5 separate regions of the Homo sapiens genome follow, and all the other regions are linked to region 3. A link is a contact called in ENCODE Hi-C or POLR2A ChIA-PET data. All regions are on one chromosome and are shown on one strand. Each heading gives the region's core, a stretch centred on a gene start or an enhancer-like site at or near the end of the contact. The rest is flanking DNA. Distances are from core to core; before and after follow the strand shown. Region 1 holds the start of PASK (PAS domain containing serine/threonine kinase). Region 2 holds the start of STK25 (serine/threonine kinase 25). Region 3 holds the start of NDUFA10 (NADH:ubiquinone oxidoreductase subunit A10). Region 4 holds the start of TRAF3IP1 (TRAF3 interacting protein 1). Region 5 holds the start of MTERF4 (mitochondrial transcription termination factor 4).

What was found. Hi-C counts contacts between places; a loop is a spot of excess contacts on that map. ChIA-PET counts read pairs that join two places held with the same protein, here RNA polymerase II (POLR2A). Pooled maps may share reads with other maps.
Region 1: a loop to region 3 is called in a pooled map, with 18 times the contacts of the local background. The contact joins the promoter of PASK here to the promoter of NDUFA10 in region 3. A Hi-C loop is called at or near these places in 6 of 50 pooled maps. POLR2A ChIA-PET finds 5 or more read pairs at or near these places in 4 of 52 experiments (MCF 10A, WTC11, activated CD4-positive, alpha-beta T cell and 1 more).
Region 2: a map of CD8-positive, alpha-beta T cell shows a loop between it and region 3 (6-fold over the local background). The contact joins the promoter of STK25 here to the promoter of NDUFA10 in region 3. A Hi-C loop is called at or near these places in 2 of 168 maps with a recorded cell type or tissue (CD8-positive, alpha-beta T cell and naive thymus-derived CD4-positive, alpha-beta T cell) and 6 of 50 pooled maps.
Region 4: a pooled map shows a loop between it and region 3 (15-fold over the local background). The contact joins the promoter of TRAF3IP1 here to the promoter of NDUFA10 in region 3. A Hi-C loop is called at or near these places in 9 of 50 pooled maps. POLR2A ChIA-PET finds 5 or more read pairs at or near these places in 2 of 52 experiments (H1 and activated CD8-positive, alpha-beta T cell).
Region 5: a map of transverse colon shows a loop between it and region 3 (17-fold over the local background). The contact joins the promoter of MTERF4 here to the promoter of NDUFA10 in region 3. A Hi-C loop is called at or near these places in 1 of 168 maps with a recorded cell type or tissue (transverse colon) and 4 of 50 pooled maps. POLR2A ChIA-PET finds 5 or more read pairs at or near these places in 1 of 52 experiments (WTC11).

Annotation. Positions count from the first base shown.
Region 1 is chr2:241,148,205-241,150,904 of GRCh38, reverse strand. PASK (PAS domain containing serine/threonine kinase) reads left to right here and starts at 1,433. Exons shown (of 18, transcript NM_015148.4): 1 at 1,433-1,491. PPP1R7 (protein phosphatase 1 regulatory subunit 7) reads right to left here and starts at 438. Exons shown (of 10, transcript NM_002712.3): 1 at 358-438. The coding sequence starts at 409. RefSeq lists silencers at 17-356, 1,487-1,846, 1,907-1,966, 2,017-2,066 and enhancers at 647-806, 2,320-2,479.
Region 2 is chr2:241,507,151-241,509,850 of GRCh38, reverse strand. STK25 (serine/threonine kinase 25) reads left to right here and starts at 1,267. Exons shown (of 12, transcript NM_001271977.2): 1 at 1,267-1,408; 2 at 1,716-1,845. The coding sequence starts at 1,816. LOC107985788 (a long non-coding RNA gene) reads right to left here and starts at 979. Exons shown (of 2, transcript XR_001739177.2): 1 at 754-979; 2 at 1-413. RefSeq lists silencers at 863-1,632, 1,913-1,962 and an enhancer at 2,393-2,442.
Region 3 is chr2:240,024,065-240,026,764 of GRCh38, reverse strand. NDUFA10 (NADH:ubiquinone oxidoreductase subunit A10) reads left to right here and starts at 1,423. Exons shown (of 10, transcript NM_004544.4): 1 at 1,423-1,538. The coding sequence starts at 1,464. RefSeq lists an enhancer at 599-1,428 and a silencer at 1,237-1,496.
Region 4 is chr2:238,319,227-238,321,926 of GRCh38, reverse strand. It overlaps TRAF3IP1 (TRAF3 interacting protein 1), which reads right to left and starts at 1,409. Exons shown (of 17, transcript NM_015650.4): 1 at 1,142-1,409. The coding sequence starts at 1,264. RefSeq lists silencers at 916-1,145, 1,276-1,755.
Region 5 is chr2:241,101,037-241,103,736 of GRCh38, reverse strand. It overlaps MTERF4 (mitochondrial transcription termination factor 4), which reads left to right and starts at 1,450. Exons shown (of 4, transcript NM_182501.4): 1 at 1,450-1,484. The coding sequence starts at 1,464. RefSeq lists enhancers at 1,124-1,663, 1,664-2,203.

The DNA.
Region 1 (2,700 bases), core at 184-2,683, 1.1 Mb before region 3:
CCTCGTCAGCTGACCGAGGAGGCTCCCCCGCCCGTCAATCTCAGAGGCTCGGGGCGAGGCTCCAACTGGACTGAATGGAGCCACCGCGTCCCATTCAGCCCCACCCCCGGCCTGGCCTCGCGCCGCCGCTCTCCCCCTAGCTCTGGGTCCTTCCCGGCCGCTGCCGCCCCCGGGCCGGGGCTCCCCCGAGGTCCAGCGCCTCCCCCGCTCCCCCGGGTCCGGCTGTCAGCTGTCAGGGGGCCGCGCGGCGGCGGCCAGAGGCAGGACGTGGAGTTTCTCTCAGGCACGGAGCAGTTCCAGCCCGCAGCTCCCCCCGCCCGCTGGGCCCTTGGGCCGCCGCCCGCAGGGGCCGCTCACCCTCCATCATCTCCTGCGACTGTTGCTGCCCCGCGCCGCGTTCCGCCGCCATGTTGGCTGCTCTTCCCCTTTCCGGAATCTGTCGCCTCAGACCCCTCAGCCAATCAGGGCTCCCGCCTCAGAGCCGGCCCTGCCAATGGGATTCCGGCGCGGCGACTTCAGCCGCGCCGCGCCTGCGTGGGCCCAGCGCCTCATGGGAGTTGTAGTTCCGTCATGAGGCCGCGCGCCGCGCCTCCCCCAGAGCAGGTAATTTCAGGCGGCGGAGCCGGAACAGTCTGGAGGCGAGAAGCTGGGAAGGAAAGCAGAGGGAGTCGAAGCGGGACGCACAGAGCCGTAGCTGCAGGCAGACGGAGTGGACGTCTAGGCAGAGTGGAGAGACGCCCTGGGCTTGAGAGTTGACTTATGTCACTGTCTCGACCTCGGAGGCGTGGAGGGGCCGCGGGCCAGGCGGATCTTTCCGTGGCTGCAAGGTGCGGGCCAGTCCTACGTGCATCCCTGACCTCTGCGAGCCTCGCTGGCTGCGTCTGTACAATGGGCCGAACGGCAAGAGCAACAACATTCTCCCGGCGTCCCCGCGCGGATTTTACCCATGCGAAATGCCGCCTTCTCTTGACGCTCGGAGCAGGCGGGCAGGTGCGGGGCACTTGCGCTGGTGGGGCCGCTAGCCAGCTGGCTGGCTCCGGGGCGCCAGCTGGGCTCCCCTTGCAAGTCGTTCCCAGCCCAGTGCGGACGCTGCAGCCTTCGTCTACCCTGCGGAGCCACCCGGCCCATGAACGAGCCGCCCCGCGTCCTCCGCCTTCAGAAAGAGGCCTCCAAGAGGCGAGCTCTGCGCTACTCACCCATTTTGATCGCGAGTCGGGAGGAAACCGCATCTGCCCGGCCCGGGGGCGGAGGCGCCCATTATTCCTTTGGCTCCTCCGAAGCGCCGTAGGGGTGTTTGGTGCGTCCCTAGCAACCCTTAGCGCGGGCTTCTAGACTCTGGCTAGCTTAGTCCCGCCCATACGCGCAAGTGGCTGGTCCGTGGAGCTTGTCAATCGGTGCTAGTCGCTGTGCGATTGGTCGGTGGGATAAAAGCGCGGAAGGGCTCCTTTCCGTGGTGTGTAGCCGGCTTGGCGTGACCCTCGCCTGATCCAGGTGAGATACCTGCGCTCGGGAGAGCGGGCCGGGCTCCGCCATCTCCCCAGGGCGGCTGTGGGGCCTGCGCGGCTCCGCGCCCCTGGCCCAGGAGGATCCGCCGCCCGACTCTTAGACCAGCCCGACCCCGGGTCTCCCGCCCCTGCGCCCGTCGCCCTTCGCGCACCGCCGAGCCCGCGTCCTCTCCGTGCCCAAATCGCGGCGGGGTTGCGGCCGTTGGCCCTGGGCCCCGCGCCCCCAGCGTCTTCGGGGTGCCCTTCAGTGTAGCCTGCCCGGTGGGCGCCGAGGCCCCGCGCCTCGGGTCGCCTCGGGACCCTGCGCTCTCTTCACCGCAGCCGGCCCTGCGGGGCGAGCTCCAGGAGAACCAGCCCGGATCCCGCCAGCCTCCTGCACTGGGCGTGTGGGTCCCTGCGGGCTCAGCCGGCGCCGCGGGGTCGGGGGCGCGCGCCGCCGGCGCTCGTGGTTACAGCAAAGACCTGGACTTGAGCCTTAATTTTTTCACTAATTTTTCTTTCCCAGAGTACGGCAGGGGCCTGCGCTGCCGTCTTGAGGCCTTTCTCGTCCTTACCTTCCGCATCTCAGTACCATTCGATGTCCATTTTTCTCTTAGGGGTTCCCTCTCTTCATCTTTCTGCTGCTACCTTAATTTAAGACTTTATAATTTCTTGCCTGGATTACTGTAGCCTTTCTCCTGCTTTCCAGCCTTGCACCGACATGGTCCCTGGAGTAATCTTTGTAAAATGCATATCTGGCCATGTTACTCCTAAGCATTGAATCCTTAAAAGTTCATTTTGGGGATAAAATTAAGACTTTGGGCAGGCATAGGAGGCTCTGGGCTCATGCTTGGCCCTTCCAGGCCCACGTCCACCTACTCTTCTGGGTACTGAACTCCTCTCTGGGAGGCTTTGCCTCTGAAAGACTTCTTCACTCTGCTTGGTAGGGCCCGGCTCTGCAGGTGCCTCCTCCAGGACTGACATCCTTGCTGTGTTCTACTGCACTGTTCACCTTGTTGGCCTCATCCTGAAACTGGTTCTCCTTTTTGTTGTACAGCTGTGCTGACAGCAATGGGAGCTGTTTGCTTCTTAGCTTATGTTCTGGTGGGAGGGGGACAGTTGCTTCTAGAAGTTCGCCGAGATGCTCCCTGCAAAGTTGTCCTTGCTTCTGTTTGGTCTGAGGTGGGGTCACTTGTGTCTTCTGGAATCAAAACTA
Region 2 (2,700 bases), core at 18-2,517, 1.5 Mb before region 3:
TCATTCAACAAACATTACTGAGCGCCTGCCGTGGGCTGGCATGGTCCTGGGCACAGCTCCGCTTGCAGGAAGCCCACTTTCTCCTGGGGAGTCAAAGCACAAACAAAGCCAAGTCAGTACGTAAAGAAGCAGGGGTGATGAGAGATGCGGACCCAGGAGGGGTTCAAGGGGCTGTCCTGGACGCATGACAGGGAAGCATAGCTTCTTAAAGGACTCGGCAGTGCACCATGAGAAGACACGCACCAGGGAGCAGAGAGAAACGCCAGAACCCTCTCGAAGAAGGAGGGATGTGAGGAGGTCAGGATAGTCACCTGTGCTGAGCCATCATGGAGAGTGAGGGCCTGTAAGGGTGGACACAGTATGCAGGAGGGACAAATCTTCCTCACCGGACAGGTGGGGATCCCTGCGGTGCACTAGGGGAATGCACACAGGGGGCACTATGACCTGGCGGCCCACGGGGCACGGGGACGCACCAGGTAGCCTTGGGATCTGCAAGTCCCTCCCGGACCCTGGGGAGTGCCATGACGGCTTCCAGCAGCAGTCACTGTCCTGGGCGCGTCCCGCGCTCTAGCCCAGGTGGGTCCCACAACGGTGTGACCAAGGACGTCCTATGACCACCCCTTGACAGGTAAGGAAACTGAGGCAGGAGAGGCGAAGCAACTCGCCCAAGGAATGGGCTGTGCCGGTAGCTTCTCCAAGGCCTGGTGCGCCCTGGCCTGTGCGCGTGATCCCGGGCGGGGTCTCAGTACGAACAGGGGCTTCGCGATGTGGCCAGCGCGGGCTTATCTCCGTGCCGTGACGACAAGGCTAGAAGCCTGGGCGGCCGCGGTGGATCCTCGTGGCGAGGCGGGGAGGGCGCCGGGCCTCACTGGCCCGCTCGAACCAGGGCTGCGCAGGGCAGAGCCCAAGGGAGAGGGCCGCGCGGCCGCCGTAACGTCGGAGACGACGCCTGGCAGGCGCCAGCAAACGCAGAAGACCCGCGAGGGCGAGGCAGGGAGGGCGCGACGCGACAACGACCACGTGCCCCGCCCGCCCAGGCGCGCGGCCTGCCGGGAGACGCAGTCCAAACCTTTCGGGAGCAGGACTAGGGGTCCCAGAGAGCCTCGCGGCGCGCATGCGAGCCCCGGCCCCCTCTCGCGCAGCCTGCCGGGACTTGTAGTCCAACGCCAGCAGGCTTCCGGGCCCGGAGTGGGCGGTGGGACTCGGGGTCCCAGAGAGCCGTGCGCGGGCCGCGACGCCGAGCACCGCCCTCGCCGTCGCCTCCGGGCTTTCTCCGGTCGCTGCCGCCACCACCGTTGCTTCGCGGGCTGGGAGGCCCGGGGTCCCCGGGCGAACAGAGGCTGCGGGTGGGAGCCTTCGCGGGCGCTGCAGAGCGGGCCGGGGGAGGCCGGGATGGAGCCCCGCGGAGGTGGGCGCGCTGCCGGGCGGGGCGCTTGCGGCGATTGGGGAGGGGGCAGAGGGAGGGGCCCGGGGCGGGGCTCGGTGGCGGGGACACCGGGGCGGGGGCACCGGGAGGAAGCTGCCTTGGAAGAGGTGGGGGCGGCGACGGGAGGGGCGGCGAGCCCCCGGGAGCCTGGGCGTTAGGCCCGGGCGTGGCGGGGCCCCGGCGGCCTGGGGGGTCTCCTGGGCCCCCCCCCACCCATGGAGCCCGCCGCCCCGGAGGTCGGTCTCAGATGACTGAACTGGGCACCGAGCGCCCCTGGTGTCCCTCGCAGTGGACTGACGCCGCAGGGGCGAGCTAGCCGGCTCCGCGCCTCTCCGCGGGATCCAGACGCCTCCTGGGGCTGCTGGCGGAGGGTCTGAGGCGGCGCGGCCATGGCTCACCTCCGGGGATTTGCCAACCAGGTGAGAAGGGTGCAGGTCAGGAAGACTAGCGGCCTCTCACCGAGGGGCTCCAGAGTCTCCTGGGGGTTCAGAGGGGAGCGCCACGCCGGAGCGGGCAGTGGGGTGAGGGAAGGAGCGCGCGTCGTGCGACCAGCGGAGCCGTCCTGAGGTGGGCGCAGGGCGGCCCCGGGGCTCTGCCGTGTGCCTGTGGCGTTTTGCGTGGCAGAAGCTCGCAGGCCTCTAGAAACCGAGCCCCTGGTGGCTCCGCCTGTGCGAGGGCGGTGGAGGTGCGTGAAGAGACACCGGCGCAGGGACGGGGCGCTGCCCCCAGCGCGGGGCGGGAACCTCATGTCAGCATCCGAAGGCAGTGGAAGGTCGGGGGCCACCCTGCGGCCTCGGCCTGGGCCGCGGGTCATTCTGGCCGTGTTGGGCTGGGCAGGGGCTGTAGGGGAGACCCTGGCGGGCGCTGAGGGGCTGAGATTGTGGAGAAGCAGATCTGAGTGGCCGGTGTGCAGGGAAAGCAGAGAACACGTGTGTGCTTTGGCCCAGGGGAGGGTGAAAAGGCTGCTCTGTCAGGACCGTTTAACCCCTGCGACGGGCGGTTGCCCGAACATGAGACTCATCTTTCTTCTTTAAAGAAGTCGTTTCCACTATGGAGCCACCTTTAAGCGTCTGGTGGGACAGCCTCGGAGGGAGCCACTACGGCGAGCCCTTAGCCTGGAATGAGGACCAGCTGCTGGTGCCAAAGGGCTTGCCGGGGAAGGAGGGTGGGGTCAGCCAACCTGGGGCCTGGGGACTTGCATTCTCTACCCCTCCCCACTTTTTTGACTCTGGCCGCTGGGTTTTCTTACATCTTAGCTGTTCGGTTTTATTCTC
Region 3 (2,700 bases), core at 174-2,673:
GATATTTCCCAAGACATTATCAGTAAATCAAGATGGAATTCTAAAAAAATGTACTGTATCCATTGGAAGGCACAAAAAAAAAAAAAAAAAAAAAATGCAAAGGAAACAAGGCAAAAAACAGCAGACATGAACCCTAAAGCTTGTTAAATGGATTTCAGGTGCCCTCCAGGATCTAAAAACCAGACCCTCCTGCGTTGGGGACCGGGAATCCGTATTTTTGACAAAAAGCAATTCTTCAATTATAGAAACATCCATAGAACCGGCCGTAGTTTACACAGCTGCATTCCCACTGTTTTACAATCGCATGATCATTTCTGAAAAGTTGAAAACAAAGTTAAAGAATATTTAAGGGGTTAAGAACAAAAAGCCTGGGGAACACAAAAGATTATAAAAACCCTTCCCAACAGCAGGCATACTTGGAAGGAAACCTCACATGCAAGGCTCCTTCGTGGAGCCCAGAGCCCAGGTCCTGACGGGAGCACATTTTAAGAGATGGACTTGCCGGCGCGGTGGCTCACGCCTGTAATCCTAGCACTTTGGGAGGCCGAGGCGGGTGGATCACGAGGTCAGGAGATCGAGACCATCCTGGCTAACATGGTGAAACCCCGTCTCTACTAAAAATACAAAAAATTAGCCGGGTGTGGCGGCGGGCGCCTGTAGTCCCAGCTACTCGGGAGGCTGAGGCAGGAGAATGGCGTGAACCAGGGAGGCGGAGCTTGCAGTGAGCGCGATGGCGCCACCGCACTCCAGCCTGGGCGACAGAGCGGGACTCTGCCTCAAAAAAAAAAAAAAAAAAAAAAAAAAAAAAAAAAAAAAAAAGAGATGGACTTGGAGCGTGTGCTTTTGTTTTCTATGCTATTCAATGTGTTCACAGCAGGTCCCCTGGATGAGACCACTTAGCCTTCAGCTCCGGAGGCGACCCAGGCCGGCCTTGCCAGGTCCCTCTCCCTGACAGGCGCCCCGCGACAGGGGTCCCACCCCGTCCCTCCGCTCCTCGCCCCCTCTTTTTCCACTTTCCCTCCCCAGCGAGAACGTTCTGAGAGCTAGGAATGTTCTCTAGGAGGTCGCTTTGACGTCCACACCGCGCCTGGGGGATTCTGCGGGGAGCACAGGACCCTGGGACGAGACGCAGAAGTCGCTCCACGCCCTGGGCGGCCTCAGCTCCCGCGACACCGCAGCAACTCAGAACCCAGGCAGGGGCCGGGCAGCCAGCATGCTGCCCCCACGTTCACCTCCAACTCCCACCTCTCGGCCCTCGCCCCAACCCGCAGGACCCTGGCAGCGCACTGGCTGTCTCCGCGGAAGCCCCCGAGGGCCTCGGCGCGGCCCCGCCCCCTGGAAGGTTCCCGACAGGCGCCGCGGGCACCCCGGCCGTGACGTCACGGCAGCGCGCCGGCCGCGAGAGAGGGCCCCGTCGCGACCGCGTCCCCTTGGGTCCTTGATCCTGAGCTGACCGGGTAGCCATGGCCTTGCGGCTCCTGAAGCTGGCAGCGACGTCCGCGTCCGCCCGGGTCGTGGCGGCGGGCGCCCAGCGCGTGGTGAGCGGGCGGCGGGGTGGCAGGGTGGCGGGGTGGCAGGGTGGCGGGGTGGCGGGGTGGGGAGCAGTTCCACATCTCCCCCGGCCTCTGGCGGCGGCTCCCAGGTCGCTCTCCGGGTGGGTTTGGGGGACCCCTCCTGCCTCCGGAATTGTTTGGTCTTTGGTCGTGGACAGACCTCAGGGGGCCACGAGCTTCTCCAGGCCATTTTATCTCAGCTTTAAGCAAAACGCTGGAGCGCGGAGGTGATCAGGGCCCCGAGGCTGCCCTGATGCGGGAGGCCCGTGTGCAGGTGGCAGGCCGGGGGCACACGCGCTTGTCATTAGATAATTCACGTAGCAGCCCTGTCAAGAGCCGTTTAAAGGTCGGGCCCTGCTGGGTGCTTGGGTGATGCCATGTTGAGCAGACACGGAGTTCAGTGCTTGTGTCCGCTTCCTTTTGCCTTTACTCTGACTGACTACTCTCATTTCTTAGCATTTTGCCCCCACCTTCTTCAGTGAAATCGTTTCATACATTTGTAACACAGTTGGATTGCTTTGTCACATTCTGCCTTACATCTTGGGATCCTTCTACCTAATGCGTTTTTTAAAATGTGCATACATTGAGCGCATTCTTTGTGCTATAAGGTTCTATGGATTTTTTCTTTGTGCTATAAGGTTCTATAGGTTTTGACACGTGTGTAATAGCATGTCTCCACCATTATAGGTTCGTACAGAGTAGCTTCACTGCCTTAAAAAATTCCCCTCTGCTTTACCTATTAAACCCTTCTTTTTCTCCAACCCCTGACAACCACAGATCTCATTAACATTTCCATAGTTGCCTTTTCTGGAATGTCATATAATTAGAATCATACAATATATTGCCTTTTCAGACGCCTTGAATACTTGGAAATATCTATGTAAGATTCACTTATGTCTTCGTGGCTTGGTAACTCATTTCTTTTTAATCACTGAGTAATATCTCATTGCATGGATGTACTTCAATTCATTCAGCAATTGAAGGGCATCTTGGTTGCTTCAAGTTTTTGGCAATTATGAATAAAGCTGCTGTAATCGTGTACATGCAGATTTCTTTTTGGAAATACATTTTTATATCATTTGGGTAATACCTGGAAGAGCGATTACTCATGTAGTAAGACTAGTTTTCTAAGAAGCTGCCAAGCCAT
Region 4 (2,700 bases), core at 160-2,659, 1.7 Mb after region 3:
GGTAGGAGGGCAGAACCAGTAAAGCAAAGTCTGTGCAAGAATAAGGCACCCAACCTGTTGAAAAGAGTGAGAAACAGAGCTTGAGGACCATCACCAGGTGAGGTCATGAGGCCCTGGAAGTCTGCAAGTCCAACCTGAATCCTAAATCCCAAAACACACCTCTGAGTTCCCACGTGCCCTTGGGTCCACCATGGAAATGGGTGCTGCGCCCGCTGCAGTGACGCTCCTGAGAGTTACCAGGGAGTTACCACGAGCCTTGACAGGTCCCACTCAACAGGGGATGTTTGTTGTGCAATTTCTATGTACCTTACCCAGTGCAGATCACCAGAGCCATGCTAATAAGCAAGCCAGGGTCTCCGTCACGGAGGAGCACACCATCCGCAAGTGGAAAAAGCTACAGAGACCACCAATCTCAACGTAGGGCAGGCTGTGCAGCTCTGTTACAGTCTTTCCTGCCAAGTCCCCCTACAGCCGCCTCCACTAAATCCACCCGCAGGCATTTATTAAGCACCCAAAATGTGGTATGGAGGGAAACTTTGGGGCAGAAGGGTTGTATAAAAAATATTATTTCCATTCTCCCAGGATTTAGGGAGTGCCTTCCACGTGCTACATACTTCAGGGCAAGCGAGAGGGGTTCTGCAAGGTTAGACGAGGCAGGAGTCACAGAAGCAGCTCTGCCAGCAATAATGGAAGATGCACTCTAAGGAAATACAAGGGCAGGCAGGGAAGAAGTAAGAATGCTCCTGAGGGCCCGGAGCCTCCTTGTAAGCGGCGGCCCGGAGCCGGGGGAGGGGCAGGACCTCCTCACGGAGGGCGCCGCGGAATTGGGCCTACAGGCCGGGCTCCCAGGCAGGGGCCGCACAGAACTCTCGCCCCGACCCCGGAACTGACCCCGGCCCCCGACCCGCACCCTGTGCCCGGCCCACACCCGGCCCTGAACAGGTCCCCGACCTGCACCCCGAGCCCGGCCCACACCCGGTTCACACCCGGCCCGGGCCCCGACTCCGGCCCAGCCCCGGCCCCCGACCCGCACCTGAGCCCGAGCCCGGCTCGCACCCGGCGCCACCCGGCCCGGGCCCTGACCTCGGCGCCCACCGGAATCCCGACCCGCACCTGGCCGGGCCCGGTCCCCGGCGCCCACCTCCGTGATGATGTCGTGCAGGTAGCGGAACGGGGGCTTGCTCAGCAGCTTCTCGGTCAGCGGCGGCCTCCGAATCACTTTCCCCAGCGCCTCCTGCGTCCGCCTCACCACCGCCGCGTTCATGACGGCGTCCGCCGCCCGCTGGCCGCCCGCGCCCCTCAGCCGGCCTGGCCGAGCCTAAGCCCGGGTCCCTGGCCGCCGCCGGCCCCGCCGCCGCCGCCGCCCGGTCCTGCCAGGACGCGCCGCTCCGGTTTCCATCCCACAGTGCACCGGAGCCCACCACAGCGCCTGCGCGGCCGCCGCAGGGCGTTCGGTCACTAGGGCTGCGCGGCCTTAGCAACGGACGCGCCGCGGCGCCCCGCCCCCTGCCCGCCTTCCAGCGCCCGCGCAGGCAGGAGTGGGGGTTCCGCGGGAGGGATTTGCGGGAGTGCGGCTGTGCCAGAGCAGGCGGGGCGCGGCGGGGCGGGGAAAGGGGATCTGGGATCGGGCGCCTGGCCCCTCCTCTGCCGAGCGACGGCCTCGGGAAGCCGGTGTTCGCTCGCGTTAGAGGCGACTGCCTGAGGACTGATTAAGAACAAGGTAACCTCCAAGATCTGTGCCGCCTGTTTCCCAAATCTCAAGGGCTTTCGAAGGCACTGGTTCATCGGAGGGGACGGCACTAAGTTATCCCAAAACACACGGAATAGAAAATACGCTGTCCTGGCTGGTAATTAATAAGGCTTCTTGGGCAAGTCACCTGTTTTCTCTGAGACTTCACTTCTGCTCCCACAAAGCAGGACTAGTGTGCCCGCTGCCTAACCCACCTCCCAAGAAGGTAAATGGTGACTAAATGCTGTGTCGGTGCTCTGAAACCGGGACAAAGCCATGCCTAGTTGTCCTACTAGGTGTCCGTGATTCTTTACCACCTGTCCTCTGTCCATCATGCACAGGCCTACCGCAGAAATCCTTCCGGCGATTTGAGAGCTCTGGGGTCTGTAGTTCTTCTAATGAGAACACCATTATAACCTTTTTTTTTTTTTGAGACGAAGTCTGACTCTGTCGCCCAGGCTGGAGTGCAGTGGCACGATCTTGGCTCACTGCAACCTCCACCTCCCAGGTTCAAGTGATTCTCCTGCCTCAGCCTCATGAGTAGCTGCGACTTCAGGCTCCCGACACCACACCAGCCTCGCTTTTGCATTATTAGTAGAGACGGGGTTTCACCATGTTGGCCAGGCAGGTCTGGAACTCCTGACTTCAGGCAATCCGTCCGCATCGGCCTCCCAAAGTGCTGGTATTACAGGTGTGCGCGACCGCCCCCATTATAACTTTTAAATTGACCTTCATTTTTACCATTTTCAGGCCTCCTCATTTTTTGTGGAGATCTAAATCGCCATCTGGTGTCATACCCCTCCTGTCTGAAGAACTTCCTTTAATATTTCTTCTAGCACAGTTCAGTTGGTAATGGAAAAGTTATACAGACAACCAATTTCAATGCCAGTCAGGCTGTATGGTTTATCAACAAATACTAAATTGCATTTTTATAGTTTTCCTTCCATGTCCCCCTATAACCACCTCCAGTA
Region 5 (2,700 bases), core at 201-2,700, 1.1 Mb before region 3:
TGTAGCATTAACACAATTTATTGTGAGATGTTGACAGTTGAGTATTTTGAGAAGAAAATTACATTATAAAAAACAACAAAGGCAACCAATTTTTTTTTTCCTTTTGTTTTTTGAGACAAGGTCTTGCTCTGTTACGCAGGCTGGAGTGCAGTGGTGCAATCATGGCTCACTGCAGCCTCAACCTCCTGGACTCAAGTGATCCTCCCACTTCAGGCTCCTGAGTAGCTGGGACTACAGGTGCACGCCACTACTCCCGGCTAATTTTTTATTTTTTGTAGAGACAGGATTTTCCTATGTTGCTCAGGTTGGTCTTGAACTCCTGAGCCCAGGCAATCCCCCCCACCTCAGCCTCTCACAGTGCTGGGATTACAGGCGTGGGCCACTGCACTCTGCCAAAGCAACCAATTCTTTAGTTTCTACACGGATTAGAACCTTCCTTTTCTTTGACATAATCCTTTTGTCAAAAGACAGTTTTACATAAATTGTTTGGCACCCCACTCCATGCCTGGCGCAAAGCAGATATGTAAATGTGTGCCCATGCAAGAATCAAATCCTTTATGTCAGTCCAGAATGAAGTAGATAAAACAAGAAATGCTTATAAATTAAGGCTTTGGTGGCAGGATTTAGGCAGCTGAGAAAGCACACCTTTTTATTCTTCACAAGCATCACCTTGTGAAAGATGCCTACGCTCTTAGGTCGAGAGAGGAAATTTAAGAATGAATACACATTGGGCTAAAACTTTACTATATTTCATCCTAAGAGGGAACCAGACCTCGAAGTTGGGAAGGCTCTTGCTTATAAAGGGAAATGTGCCGTAATTCCTGTCATTTTACTTGGGTCTTTTAAAAACGGCAAATTCTCATCTTCCACTGGCTGAGAGTAAAAAGAAAGAAAAGCGGTAAAGACTTCTTTTTGTGCGTAGGTGGCCCCGGTGTTCACGCTGAATACAGATTTTTACACAATAAAATCTTAAATATCTCTACATGGAACGGAATCCATTTTTCCTGCCTCGGGAAGGATTTCTGCGCTCTCGGGTGAAGTTCCCGAAGCAAGGAACCAGTTCCCCTCTACCTGTACTCTTGAGAGGAATTCTCAGGTCATCTGAAACACAAGTATGGGCCAGGACGACCCATTCGTTCACGCGGCCCAGAGCTCTGCGAAACGGGACACGGCAGTGCAACGGGAACAACCGGACACCGAGGCCCCCGAAGGCTGAGGCCGCGGCAGAGGCGGCGGCACGGTGACGGGCGCGACTCCGGCCTTCCGGCTTTCTAAGGGGCGGCCCCGGGACACCTGAGCCCCGCGGGGCCGTGAACGCTCAGCACAGCTCCGGGCCGGAATCACGATCCACCACACCGCGCTGGCGCTGGGAACGGCGTCGGTGACGGACCGGGGGCCGGAAGTGAAGGACGGGGGAGGACCGCTGCTTCCGGCGCCGTAACTGCTGCCATCTTCTCCGCGCTATGGCTGCGTTCGGCCGTCAGGTAAGCTCGAGCTGGGCGCGCGGGCTTCTCCGGGTCGCAGGCGGGCGGGCAGCGACGCAGAGGAACCGCGGCCGCCGAGTGTTTCACGGCCAGGTCGTGGAGCCCTCCCGGAGGTCCGTGCACGCTGACCTGGTTTTGGCATCCTGGACCCGTGGCTCTGCTCAATTATTGTGGGATATAGAGTTGACATTTTTTTTTTTTGAGACAAAGTCTCGCTCTGTCTCCAGGCTGGAGTGCAATGGCGCGATCTCGGCTCACTGCAACCTCCGCCTCCCGGGTTCAAGCAATTCTACTGCTTCAGCCTCCCAAGTAGCTGGGATTACAGGCGCCCGCCACCATGCCTGGCTAATTTTTGTATTTTTAGTAGAGACGGGGTTTCACCGTGTTGGCCAGTCTGGTCTGTAACTTCTGGCCTCAGGTGATCCACCCGCCTCGAACTCCCAAAGTGCTGGGATTACAGGCGTGAGCCACCGCGCCCGGCCTGAGTTGACTGTTGAACAAGAGTTTGAACTTCACAAGGAAGATAACATGTACTTTTCATTAAGAGGAAGCGGAATCAGCATAGAGGTCTTTAGGCTTGAGCCCAGTTCCACGGGCCGCGCCCGCTGACCCCAGCGACTGCCAGGTGTTCCTGGCGGAGGGAGCATCTGGACAGGGGAGGCTGGAGAGCAGCCAGAGCTTGGGCTTGGCAGGGTGGCCCCAGGGCGACAATCGATGACGCTGGAGAAGGGGTTGGGACCGATGTGAAGGTTTTAGAGCAGGGGTTCCCCAACCCCCGGTACCGTCCCTTGCCTATTAGGAACCAGGCTGCACAGCAGGAGGTGAGCGGCAAGTGAGCCAGCCAGACTGTATTTACAGCCGCTCCCTTCGCTGGCATTACCGCCTGAGCTCCGCCTCCTGTCAGACCAGCCGCCTTAGATTCTCACTGGAGCGCGAACCCTATTGTGAACTGCGCCTTTGAGGGGTCCAGGTTGCGCTCCTTATGAGAATCTGATGCCCGATGATCTGTCACTGTTTCCCATCAACCCCAGATGGCACCTCCTGGTTGTAGGAAAACAAGCTCAGGGCTCCCAGTGATTCTACATTATGGTGAGTTGTATAATTATTTCATCTTATATTACAACGTGAAAATAACAGAAATAAAGTGCACAACAAATGTAATATGCTTGAATCATCCTGAAACCCCTCACCAGTCTGTGGAAAAATTGTCTTCCAT